Regions from separate parts of the Homo sapiens genome. Here all the other regions are linked to region 1. Evidence: read pairs that join two places in POLR2A ChIA-PET (ENCODE). Cell type or tissue: OCI-LY7. All regions are shown on one strand.

The links. ChIA-PET counts read pairs that join two places held together with the same protein. Peaks named below come from ENCODE experiments on the same cell type or tissue, not always from the same donor. Only the 100,000 strongest peaks of a DNase experiment are listed, where the experiment ranks them.
Region 2: POLR2A ChIA-PET joins it to region 1 with 6 read pairs; 2 of 35 experiments call an interaction of 5 or more read pairs at or near these places.
Region 3: POLR2A ChIA-PET joins it to region 1 with 5 read pairs; 4 of 35 experiments call an interaction of 5 or more read pairs at or near these places.

The regions. Positions count from the first base shown.
Region 1 is chr12:104,471,915-104,475,914 of GRCh38, forward strand. All of the region lies in intron 1 of CHST11 (carbohydrate sulfotransferase 11), which reads left to right. Among named protein-coding and RNA genes, the nearest start is that of CHST11, 17 kb to the left of the region's middle. RefSeq lists enhancers at 1,520-1,659, 1,616-1,785. In OCI-LY7, no CTCF peak of the experiment used is centred here; a DNase peak (open chromatin) is centred at 1,597; H3K4me3 peaks cover 1,930 bases; H3K27ac peaks cover 3,311 bases.
Region 2 is chr12:104,642,965-104,646,964 of GRCh38, forward strand. All of the region lies in intron 2 of CHST11 (carbohydrate sulfotransferase 11), which reads left to right. Among named protein-coding and RNA genes, the nearest start is that of MIR3922, 53 kb to the left of the region's middle. RefSeq lists enhancers at 253-302, 1,200-1,249. In OCI-LY7, no CTCF peak of the experiment used is centred here; a DNase peak (open chromatin) is centred at 1,527.
Region 3 is chr12:104,766,599-104,770,598 of GRCh38, forward strand. No RefSeq gene overlaps it. Among named protein-coding and RNA genes, the nearest start is that of MIR3922, 180 kb to the left of the region's middle. In OCI-LY7, no CTCF peak of the experiment used is centred here; no DNase peak of the experiment used is centred here.

The sequences.
Region 1 (4,000 bases):
TTTCTACATTGAACTAGGGCTTTTTTTGGTCTCCCCTCACCCTAATTTAAAAAAAAAATTTATGGTGACAGAATCTTGCTCTGTCACCCAGGCTGGAATGCAGTGGCATGATCATAGTTCACTGCAACTTTGACCTCCTGGGCTCAAGGAATTCTCCTCAGCCTCCCAAGTAGCTGGGACTACAGGTGTGCACCATCACACTTAGCTAATTTTTGATTTTTTTTTTCTTTTTTTTTTTTTTGTAGAGACAGGGTCTAGTTATGTTGCCCAGGCTGGTCTCAAATGCCTGGGCTCAAGGGATCTTGCCTCAGCCTCCTGAAGTACTGGGAGTACAGGCGTGAGCCATTGCGCCCGCCCCTTCCATTTTCTTAAGGGGATGTTGTCTTTCCTGGGTTTTAGCTATACCCTTTGGGAATAATATTGATTATCTTAAGGCTCAACATGTTAAATACAAGATATTGGCTGCAAAGTTTTATACACACACACACACACACACACCCCTCTAAAGTCATTTCAGGCCTCTAAGGTATCTTCAGAGTCTTCTAGTTAATCAGTCGCTATCTGAAGCTTGATTGTGCTATTGAGATCTTGACACAGTCTGCCATGTAGCAAGAGCAACTGTTACTAGCTCCATTCTACAGATGAGGCAATGGAGACTCAGAAGGATTTAGGGAATTGCTTAAATTTTGTTTCAAATGGTTCTAATACCAACGTTTAGCTGCAAAGTCTGGCCCAAGGAACATTCATTCTATTAGGGTGGATGTAAACACACATACTTCACTGTCTTATGGGGCCAGATGCGATTGCTGTTACAAAGAGAGACAAACTGTGAAGGAAAGGGAGAGGAGGGTGATTGATTTTGGTGGTGGTGGTGATGGTGGTGGTTGTGGTGGTGGTGGTGGAAGGAAACCTTCCAGGGAAAGTTGAGGTTGGCACCGGGCTCTGAAGGATGAGTAGAAATTTGCTGGCGGAATCTGGGAAGGGAGAGGAAAGACATTCCAGGTGAGGACGCCTGCCAGAGCAGGGAGTGGGGCAGTGAGGAGAGTGATGTCTGGGAATACGGGAGCCCAGGGGTGGAGAGGTGAACCTGGATGGCTCTGAATGCTCTAAAGTTTGAGTTTTATTCTTGGTACCAGGGAGCCACAGAAGGTTTAGTGTCTCCTGTTTTTCAGATGATGAAATTTAAGCTGAATTTAAACTCTCTTGTTTCATTAGAAAGGCAGTAGTTTCAAACTCACTTTCTCAAAATGAACTCGGGGCCATTTGGAAATCGTTTCTATTATCATCATTTAATGGGAGGTAAGATTATTCATGAACGACTAAAGTGCAAAGTAAGAAAGAGCTTAAAGGCACTCTGTAGTGGGATTTGAAACTCCTCTGTTTTGCATTGCTCGGGCCAAAATTATAGGCCATGGAGGTTAAATTTCAGTCTCTCAGTTGCTAATGGTGCCCTAGCTTCACCCTCAGAGGGCTCTGGAAGCAGTGGCAGGAGAAAGGGAAAGTGTGTAAATAGTCGCAGGGAAGAGAGTTTCTTGCTTCAGTGGGAGCTCATGGGTGTATCCGGGTCAGGCTGCAGCTGTTGGGCTGCCCTAGAGATGAGCAGTGAAGGATGGAGAACAAAGTCTGCTGCTTCCTCCTGGAAGCGAGACCCAAGTTCACTGTGTGTGGGGTCTGAGTGCATTGTACCCCTGAAAGATGCCGCCCTGTGTCCTCTTTAAATCAAAAGACTGCCTCTTTTTTTAGGCTCCCCTTCCTGGGCTGTGGGAGAGGGCATGGGGCTATTGTAGAGCTCATACACAATGTAAAAAGGCATCTCTCTGTGGCTTTCACAGTCACTTCTGGGGGCCATTGTGCTTGGTACAAAGCTGAGGGCTGCCTGTATTTTCTCTGCTAGACTGTAGCACTTGACGCCTGTCGATGAATAATTGAGAGCTGGTTTTCTCATAGGGGCATCTCACCACCTTTGATCCCCTTTATTTTCCGTTAAAACATCACCATCATCACCACCACCACCACCACCACCACCGCGACCACTACAACCACGACAGGGAGAACTCTTCCAAAGGCTTAATTGAAAAAGAAACTAATATAATGTAATCACAGATATGCAGCGTGTTTTAAAGGGGGCATGTGGACAGGCAAGCTAAAAGGGTTTCTGGATTTACACTTGCAAACTTATAAAGATTTAGGGATTAGAGATTGGAAGGTCTAATTGAGGTAGTACTTATTATTGGAAGCCTATGCAAAGGTATTGGAATGGGGATTATTTTGCAATTGGAAGAATTAGTGAAATCCTTTAAGAGCGAAGGTTTCATTATATATAGGGTTTTCTGTATAATTTTGCTATTCAAAAATGGAAGTGCAGGTTTGAGATCAGAAACTGAACAGGCAATCTTTTAGTTAATTGTAATAAAACAGCTTTCTTTGGGAGAGTGTGAGCCATCATCCGAACGACAATTATGTGCTTAAAAATATTAACTCGGAATAGTGGCCTTGCTCACTTTAGGATAATCCATTGCATTCAGGAGGGGAGCAGCTCAGGGCTCTTTCTTGGGACTCTGCAGAGAATTCTTTCAAGGCTTATGCTGACTTTGTTTCCTGTGCCTGTAAAAGCAAAATGAGATTTTTAAAAATAAATCCAGGGCTGATAGTAAGTGCCTTCCTGCAAATGAGATTTGAGGGATGTGCAGGATGTTGTCATTGGAAAGTCACAGCAACATTCCTTTTTTATTTTCATGGGAAATAAACAAGGAATGGATTAGGAACACAGAGGTCATTGCTGAGTGTTCGATCTGTTATAAAACTCCAACAAAGTAGAAAGGGCATTGGGTGGGCATTGGGTGGGGCATCAGGGATCTTGGGTTCTTGTCCCAGTTCTTCTGCCCCCTTTGGGGACCCCACATGTGTTACTAACAATGTAGATGTTGGCAGTTTTCAAACTACTCCTCTAAGCCGAAGCATGGGGGAAGGTCCTTGGACGGCGGTAGGGGGTCCCAGTAAACCCCACCCCCATCAGAGTGGCTCCTTGCTTATCTGTTTCATATTTTTGGGTTCTGAGTAAAATTTTGTTAGAATTAAGTATTTCAGGGCTAAAACCAACAATTTTGCAGTTGACTACTTAGACTATTTAGACTATTTCTAAGGTCTCTTCCCAACTCAGATCTGATGCTATTAGCAGTTCTCAAAATCAATACACATTTACATGAGGGTTAAATCATAATTAAAATGAATAATTACTGTTCATGCAGTATGAACTGTCTGACATCTCTCCACCCCTCCATCCAGCACTCAAACATTTATTGACCAAATATTTATCTGAGCAAAGAGACAAATCTAAATAAGACTTAGTTCCTGCCTACAAATAACTTGCAATTTAGCAAGTGGTGACAGACCCATAATTGTTAGCTGTAATGCTTTATAATAATGGCTGTGGGTGGCTAGGAAAAAAAAAAGAGTAATTAGTTTAGGGGAGGTCAGGGAACTTGACAGAGGAAGGAACATTTGAGCTGGGCTCTGGTCATTTGTTCAGTTATTTAACAAGCATTTGTTGAATGGCTACTGTTTGTGCCAGGACTGTTCCTGTGCTAGGGAAACAGCAGGGGACAAAACAGACAATGATCCCTATCTTAATAGAGCTCACGTTCTTGGCATAAAATTTATCAAGGGGCAAGGTTGGTGGCCCCACTGGCTCCTTCACCATCATCTCCCTCCCCTGCCCTATGATGCCTCAGAGTAAAGCAGCATTATATATATATATATATATATATATATATATATTTCTGATTATGAAATTAATTCAAGTGTATTATAGAGAATTTTGAAAAAAGGAACTTACTTCCAAAAAAAGTTACCCCAATCCCTGCCATATATATGCATATATATATGTATTTATATGTATATATCCATGGAAAAATAGACCAGAAGGTCAAGAGATTTTTCCTGGGTGGCAGGGATTAGGGATGAATTTTTTTGAAAGTAGGTCCCATATATATATATATGA
Region 2 (4,000 bases), 170 kb after region 1:
ACATTGTCATACCAATTAGATGCCCACTACATGCAGGTTTTGTACATTTCATTTACTTCTCAAAAAGCCGTGTTGTAGGCTGGGCATGGTGGTGCACACCTGTAATGCCAGCACTTTGGGAGGCTGAGGCGGGAGGATCACTCGAGGCTGGGAGTTCAAGACTAGCCTGGGCAACATAGTGAGACCCCTGTCTCTACAAAAAAATTAAAAAATTAGCTGGGCATGACGGCACATGCCTGTAGTCCCAGCTACTTGTGGGAGGCTGAGGCGGGAGGATAGCTTGAGCCCAAAAATTTGAGGCTGTAGTGAGCTATGATTGTGCCACTGTGTTCCAGCCTAGGCAATAGAACAAGACCCTATCTCTTAAAACAAAGCAAAACAAAAAACCGCAAACCTTGTTGTTGCTCCTCACCACCCATTTTAGAGATGAGGAAGCAGAAGTTTGGAGGGTTAGATACGTCAGATGCAGAGATGGGGTTCTACCCTGTGTTTTCAAAGTCCAAGTCTTTCCCTCTGTACCATGGTAGGGGCAGTGTGCCACTGTAGTGGGTAGCGTGTTTGTGTGGGATTATCAGTAACAGATTTCTTCCAATATGCTCTTTTCAAGAACTCCAGCACATTTAGGGGATTTCCATTTGAGGAACTTAAGAGGACATTCAGAGACTTTTTCTTCACACACACACACACACACACAAAGTTCTCATGACTTTTTTTTGTTGTTGCACTTGAGGAGTTTTTCCTATCTGGAAAATTCCTTTGCCTGGAATGGCTTATTCTAGATCAGGGATGGAAACATCAGTTGTGCCTGAGAATCTGGTCTGGGTCTCATGAGCGTGTTTTCCAGCTCCTGGAAAGCCAAGACTTCACTGTTTTAACCCAGGGTAAGAAGGGACCTCTCTAGAACATTTCTCAGCTGTCATCTCATAAAGAGACTTGTCAAACCTGATTCCTCTGGTACCAAGAGGAAGCAATTTGAATTTTCTTATTTCCTCTGGAGTTTAGGGGTGCAGTTAGCAAACAAAGGAACCTCTTAGGTCTCTCTGCCTTTGCTATCTGCTAGTGGAGACTGCTTTTCTTGGACGGTTTCTGCAAGGAGCTGTCCGGCCAGTTGTGGATTGGCTCACGGGATGGAGAACTGCTTCCTCTGAAGAGAGGGACTTCTGCTTCCTCCTCACTGTGCTTATTGCTGCTCAGAGGCTGCTGGGAAATCTCTGCCGCAGCCACCCTCCCAGCGTGCACCTCCTGGATATCTGTCCATGGAAGCTCCTGGACACCCCCTACCTTCCCTGCATCTGGGTGGACTCCCGCATGCACTTGCTGCATTTCGTCTCAGGTTGCCTTTTGACTCTCCACCGCTTATGATTCCACTCGGTGGCCTCCCTACTGATGTCTTTCCTCAGCCATCTTGTAAGTGGTTTCTCCTTGGTTCCAGCCCTCACTGAGGCCAGATTCTGTTTCCTGCCTTCAGTGTCTAACGTGTGGCCAATCCTCTTTCTTCAAAGGCAGAGTGGCCCTGCTTGCATCTGCCAAAAAGACACACCTGGGCTCCCTGCAGCTGGCGTGGTGCTGCCTGGGCATCCTGCCAAGCCAGCATGCCCTCTTTCTAGGGGAGCTTTCCTGCTTCTGGTTTTCAAATCCTTGAAGCAGCACTGGGGAGGCGATGAAGAGGGTCAGGTTTGGAGTCTCTGGCTGAGTCCTGGCCCTGGCCCTGGCAGGCAGAGTGCAGCTGGGGTGGTTCTGTCTCAGAGCCCGGTGGCAGACTGACCAGTGTAGGTAGGGGAAGACTGGCTGGACCTCCATCTCAGATCTGTCCCTTGAAAGTAGGGTTGGGATGAGACCCCTTAGAGGCTTCAGTCTGGAAGATAGTGCAGGAGCAGAGCTGGTAGGATTTGCTGTAGAGACCAGCCCTGTGCTGGAACAGGCCCATGGCTTATCTGCATGAAACCTGAGGACAGATCACTGCAGCGAGCCTTCTTCCACTTTTTTTGTTTTGTTTTGTTTTTTGAGACAGAGTCTTGCACTGTCATCCAGGCTGGAGTACAGTGGCATGATGGCTCACTGCAAGCTCTTCCTCCCAGATTCACGCCATTCTCCTGCCTCAGCCTCCCAAGTAGCTGGGACTACAGGCACCCGCCACCACGCCCGGCTAATTTTTTGTATTTTTAGTAGAGACGGGGTTTCACCATGTTAGCCAGGATGGTCTCGATCTCCTGACCTCGTGATCTGCCCACCTCGGCCTCCCAAAGTGCTGGGATTACAGGCGTGAGCCACCACGCCCGGCCTTCCACTTTTAAATTAATAATAATAGTTCCCATGGTTGGAGGGCACCCACTCTGAGCCAGGTACTTGGCAATAATCCTCTGAGGTGGAATCTGTGATTCTCATCCCCACCATACAGGTGAGGAAACTGAGGCTCAGGAAGTTAAAGAACTGACCCAACAGAGAGCCAGGGGGCTGGGCCAGGACTGGAGCTCAGGCCTCCTATTCTGCTTTGCAAGAAATATTTGTGTTGGAAGCCCAGCTGGGCTTGTTGGAAAAGCAACCTGCAGGTGGGGGTGGGCACCGCAGTTGTCTTTATTTTGGCCCCTTCTGAGTTTGCTGTTTGTCTGCCTGGGCTCTGGGGGGCCCTTCCCACCCACTCACCTTCCCCTGCTGGTCCTGGCCTCCAAGGGCTCCAAGTCCTTCCCCCCCACCCTCCCCTTGGCTTAGCTGTGGACTAATCCCTTTTCCCATTAGGTGAGCCAAGACAAGATTAGAGCTTTATTAAAAGGAAATTAAACTAGGAAATGAAAGGATAAACAAACCTCAAACAAGAAAAAACAACAGCACCAAATAAGATGAGTTGACAGAGCACCACTCTTTATCCTAAAGGGTATCCATCTACCTACAAATTAGGGTGTGGCTCCCAGTGGGGCCATCATCTCTTCTTCCACCCTCACCAGCTCTGCCTGTCATGATCAAGCTCGTCATCATGGTGGCTTCAGCAAACATGTTCTTTGGGGACCTTGGTGATGGCACCATACTCTCCAGCGCTTTGCTCACACTAGCCCCTCCCCTGATTTCTTTCTGAGTCCCGCATGCAGGATGCTGCCGGCTCAGCCAGTGCCTCCCTGGTGAATGGACCCAGGTAATGGCTCCCATGCTGGCTTCCCCTACAGGGGAGAAGTTGCATTTCATATCCTCTATTCCACTTTCCAGGGCCCTGCGAGATCCACTCCCCGCATCCCGTTAGTCTGCCCTCCTTCCATGCCTCGCTTCCACCCCACTTTCTCCTCCTCCTTTTCTCTCTTGCTGCAACCTCTTGGTGGCCTTTGCTGGCAGTGTTCCTCCTCTCACCTCCACTTCACTTGGCCAACACCTACTTAGTCTTCAGACCTTGTCTTAAATGTTGCTTTCTCAGGGTACCTTTCCCTAACCTCCCTAAACTGATTTCTCATGGAACCCTGGAGTTCACCTTCATCGTAGTGGTGATTAAACCATTATTTCTGGCCGGGTGCAGTGGCTCACCCCTGTAATCCCAGCACTTTGGGAGGCCGAGGTGGGTGGATCACGAGGTCAAGAGATCAAGACCATCCTGGCCAACACGGTGAAACCTCACCTCTACTAAAAATACAAAAAATAGCTGGGCATGGTGGCACGTGCCTGTAGTCCCAGCTAGTTGACTACAGAGGTTGCAGTGAGCCGAGATTGCGCCACTGCACTCCAACCTGGCGACAGAGCAAGACTCCGTCTCAAAAAGACAAAATAACTTATTATTTCCTTTGCACCCCTCTCCCGTCCCAGACTCTAAGCTCAGTGAAGACCAGGACCAATGTGCCAGGCTCAGCGCTGAATCATCAGAGCCTAAAGTGTCTGATAAATACTACTTATTCATTCATCCATTCATTTACTCAATCATTCATTCCACAGATAATCCCTGAGTGCTTATTCTGTGCTGGGTACCATGCTAGTTGCTGAGGATACAACAGTGAGCAAAGCCAAGTACCTGCTGTCAGACCAG
Region 3 (4,000 bases), 290 kb after region 1:
ATAAATTACCCAGTCTTGGGTATGTCTTTATTAGCAGCATGAGAATGGACTAATATACACATAAAGATGCAGAAAATTAGAATAAATAACTTGCCTCAAGTTACCCAGAATTCAGATCCAGGTCTGGTTGACTCTCCAGCCCACTAAAATTGGGCGTTATTGGTGGACCAAGAGTGGAGGAGGCCAGAAGTCTAAACCTGGAAGCCAATGGTGCTACAAAGAGACATGGATAGAGATGAAAACTTTAGCCCAGTTGGCAAAAGCTTGGAAAACCTACTGGACTGATGAACATCAAATTTGGACAAACTGTTTAGAAAGCTTGGACTTCCAATAAAAGCCAATGAATGGCAAAGTGAAATTCAAATCAGGGTCTCAGAGGGAGCTGTGAGACTGCTGAATGGAAAGAACAAGCCATAAGTATTCTGATGCTCTAACAGAACAAGCCAGCCTAAGGTTCCAACATAGCCCCAAATCAAGTTCCAAGGGCAGCCATTCAGGGTAAAGGTTGTGTTCAAGCAGCTGTACACACAGCAACACTGCCATGCAATGCACTTGGGCAAGCAGCAGTGGGACTGGAGTCATTTGGCCCAAATGAAGGACATTTCCAAGCAGAACAGAAAGGCAGACAAAAATAGGGTAAGAGAAAGAGACTCCATGGCAGGTGGGAGTGTCTTAGGGCACCTTTGGATGTCTCTTCTACAGAGTTCCCTCTGCGTGGTAGCACCCTGCACACAGCCCTAGGCCTTACTCTGTAAGCTGAGAGCTCTGAGCTTCCCCAACTTCCCCTCCTCCATCTCAGCCCCAGGGACCTGCAGCTGTCAAGAGATACATTCATTCCTTCATCTGTGCAAACATATATTAAGCATCTGCCTATGTCAGCCCCTGTGCAAGATGCCAAGAATATGCGAATTCTTAAGATTCATAAGTGGACAACATAGAAATGTTAACGGGTAGTTATGGGATAGTTGACACATGCATGAAGACAAAACACCAAATTCCCCTTGGGAAAGAAGTGATGCAAGTCAGTAGCTAGAGAGATGGAGAAAAGTTGAGGGTTTGGAACAGTGGCTCCCAACCAGGAATGATTTTGCCTTCCTATGGATAGATCCCCACAACAAAAACTTGCTCAGTTCACAATGTCAGTAATGCTGAGACTGGAAAGCCCTACATTGGAGAAATATTAATTTGGGATAGAACCTATGTCTTTTAGTAACTGAATGGAAATGTAGGTGAGGAAGAGGGAAATAAGAAGGGAAGGAGGATTGCCACGAATTGAGTTTGAGCAACCATAGCTGGATAGTGGGGCCATTATTGGAGATCAGTTAATTAGGAGCAGAAACAGGTTTTGGGGAAGGCTCTCAGTTAACTATGAGACATGCTGAATTAAGGTTCAGGTAAAACATCCAGGAGAAGTTGGAGTGGTTCTAGAGCCTTACTACTCAAAGTGTGATTTGTAGACCAGCAACATGGAAATTACCTGGGAGCTTGCTAGAAACCCAGTGTTTCAGGCCCCACACCAGCCTTCCTGCATTTTAGCAATCTCCCCAGGTGATTCACATGCTTCACATTTGAGAAGCCCCTGTCTAAGCACAAGAGAGAGCCTGAGGAGAAGCTGTGGCTTTGGGAGATGGGGTCATGTTTCATTACTGTTTACTCTTCCAGCAACCCTGAGATGTGTATGATCAGGTCCACTGTGTCTGGTTGTGCAGGCTGTGCACTGCACAAAGGTAGGCCCAAGATGGGGTTGACATTTGTCATTTACTCTGAAGGACTGGATGCCTTTTTCTTACCCCACTTGCCAAGTTATGGGCCCAAAAGCTGTACCCACCCAGAAAATGAATTGTCAAATTTGCACAAAAGCTCTGTGACTTAGCAGTGGCCCAAATATAATGATTTCACATCCCTTTATCTGCAGTTCTGAAATCCACAAAACTCTGAAAACGAAATGTTTTTTCATAGATTTGCAGCAAGCTCACTTGGCAGAGAAACCTGACCTTAGCTAGCATGAGACTAATTATAGTCTTTATTTATCCCACTTACTGTGAATATTCATGCATTTTCCTGCAGAAATATTCATGTGTTTTATGATGGGAGTTCAGCCCCATATTCTACTGGGGTATTAAGAAATACATGATATTTGCACAGTATTTGGGGTGGGGGGAATTATTAATTCTTAAACACATCTGATCCAAGGGTTTCAGATAAAATTGTGAATTTGTACTACCCCAATTTTACAAATGGATCAACTGAGGCTCAGAGAGGTTAAGTCACTGCAAAACTAGTATATGAGAGAGCTAGGGTTCATTCAGACCCCATGCTCCTTTGGCATGACACTTGCTCCAAGAGGATTATTAATGAGCTAGACACTGCTCAATTAACAGTCCAGGCCTTTTTTTTTTTTTTTTTTTTTACAAGCCATGTGGATTTTCAGACAGAAACACAGGTAAGGGGCACAAGGAGCATAAAATAGAATAATCTGCTTTTTGTGTGGGTCTGCCATAGCAGAATGCTAACTCTGACACCTGAGCTGTATTTTTCCAAACAAGCCTCTGCGTGTTCTGACAGCATTCAGCCCAAAGCCAGGCACCCCTGTGCTGCAAGCATCCATCAACTTCAGCCTCACTGGCAGACATAGAGAATCCCAGCTATATTATAAAAGAATGAAAGCAGGCGAATTCTCTTGTTAGATCTGTGATTGAGATGAGGCGAACTACAGCAAAACAGCAGGATGATCTTCTGTTGTACTATTCTTATTCACCAGAGACACAAGTCTCCATCAGCGGCAGCAGGATCCAAATGCCAATTCCTTCTTTAAAAGACATTTGCGTGCTTTGGAGAACAATGCCTGTCATTGCTTCAGAACCAAGAGTTGCTCCCGTTTCCCTGCTCCATCAGGAAAGAATAGGCTTTATTCTTCTTCCAGAAATAAACCTACAGCTATAAATTATTAGCCAGATGAGAGTCAATGTACCTTCCTCTTTGAGATGTTGCAAACTCTAAAATTATATTCATGTGATATACCCACGTCTATAGTCTTCCCTTTTGAGCTTACATCTTGGGGTGTTGCCATGAGGTGAATGTTGGAAATTTGGTATCTTGGCACCAAAATCAAGGATTATTCATTATTCATTTAAATGAATTTAAGCTTTCCTTAAAATATTTGTATGTAAAAAAGACCCTTTATTTAAATATATTCCACTGAATATTGAACTCAAAATCATTTTTGTGATCCATTTCTGATTCTTTCCATCGTTTATACATGAATTACATATTTATATGTATGTATCACTTTAGATTATTCTATATACACATTCCTATATATTCTTTGGAGAAATGTTTATTCAAATCATAAATCCTTTATCAGAAATATGTTTTACAAATATTTTCTCTCAGTCTGTGGTTTGCCCTTTTCATTTTCTTAATGTCTTTCAAAGAGCAAACATTTTAAATTTTGATGAAGTCCAATTTATCAATTTTTATTTTACAGCTGGGTTTTTTGTGTCCTGTGTAAGAAATCTTTACCCAACCTAAAGTCTCCAGGATTTTATCCAATGTTTTCTTTTAGAAGTGTCATAATTTTTGCTTTTACATTTACGTTTATGACCATTTAGTTAGTACTGTATATATGAAGTAAGGGTCATAGTTCAGACCTTATAAATATCCAGTTGTTCCATTACCATTTGTTGAAAGAGCTGTACTATTTTTACATTGGTGCCTTTGTCAAAAATCAAGTGATCACATATATGCGAGCTGCTTTCTGGACTCTCTCTGCTGTTCTGTCGATCTATATGCCTGTTCCTATGCCAATATCACACTGCCTTAATTATTATAGCTTTATAGGAGGCCTTGAAGTCAGGTATTATAATTCCCCAAGTATGCTTTTATGTTTTTCTTTATTGCACTGGCTATGACTTCCAATACCAGGTTTAATAAAAGTGGTTAAGAGGAAAGCTTCAGTTTTTTACTATGAAGTATGATTCTAGCTGTAGGTTTTTTGTGG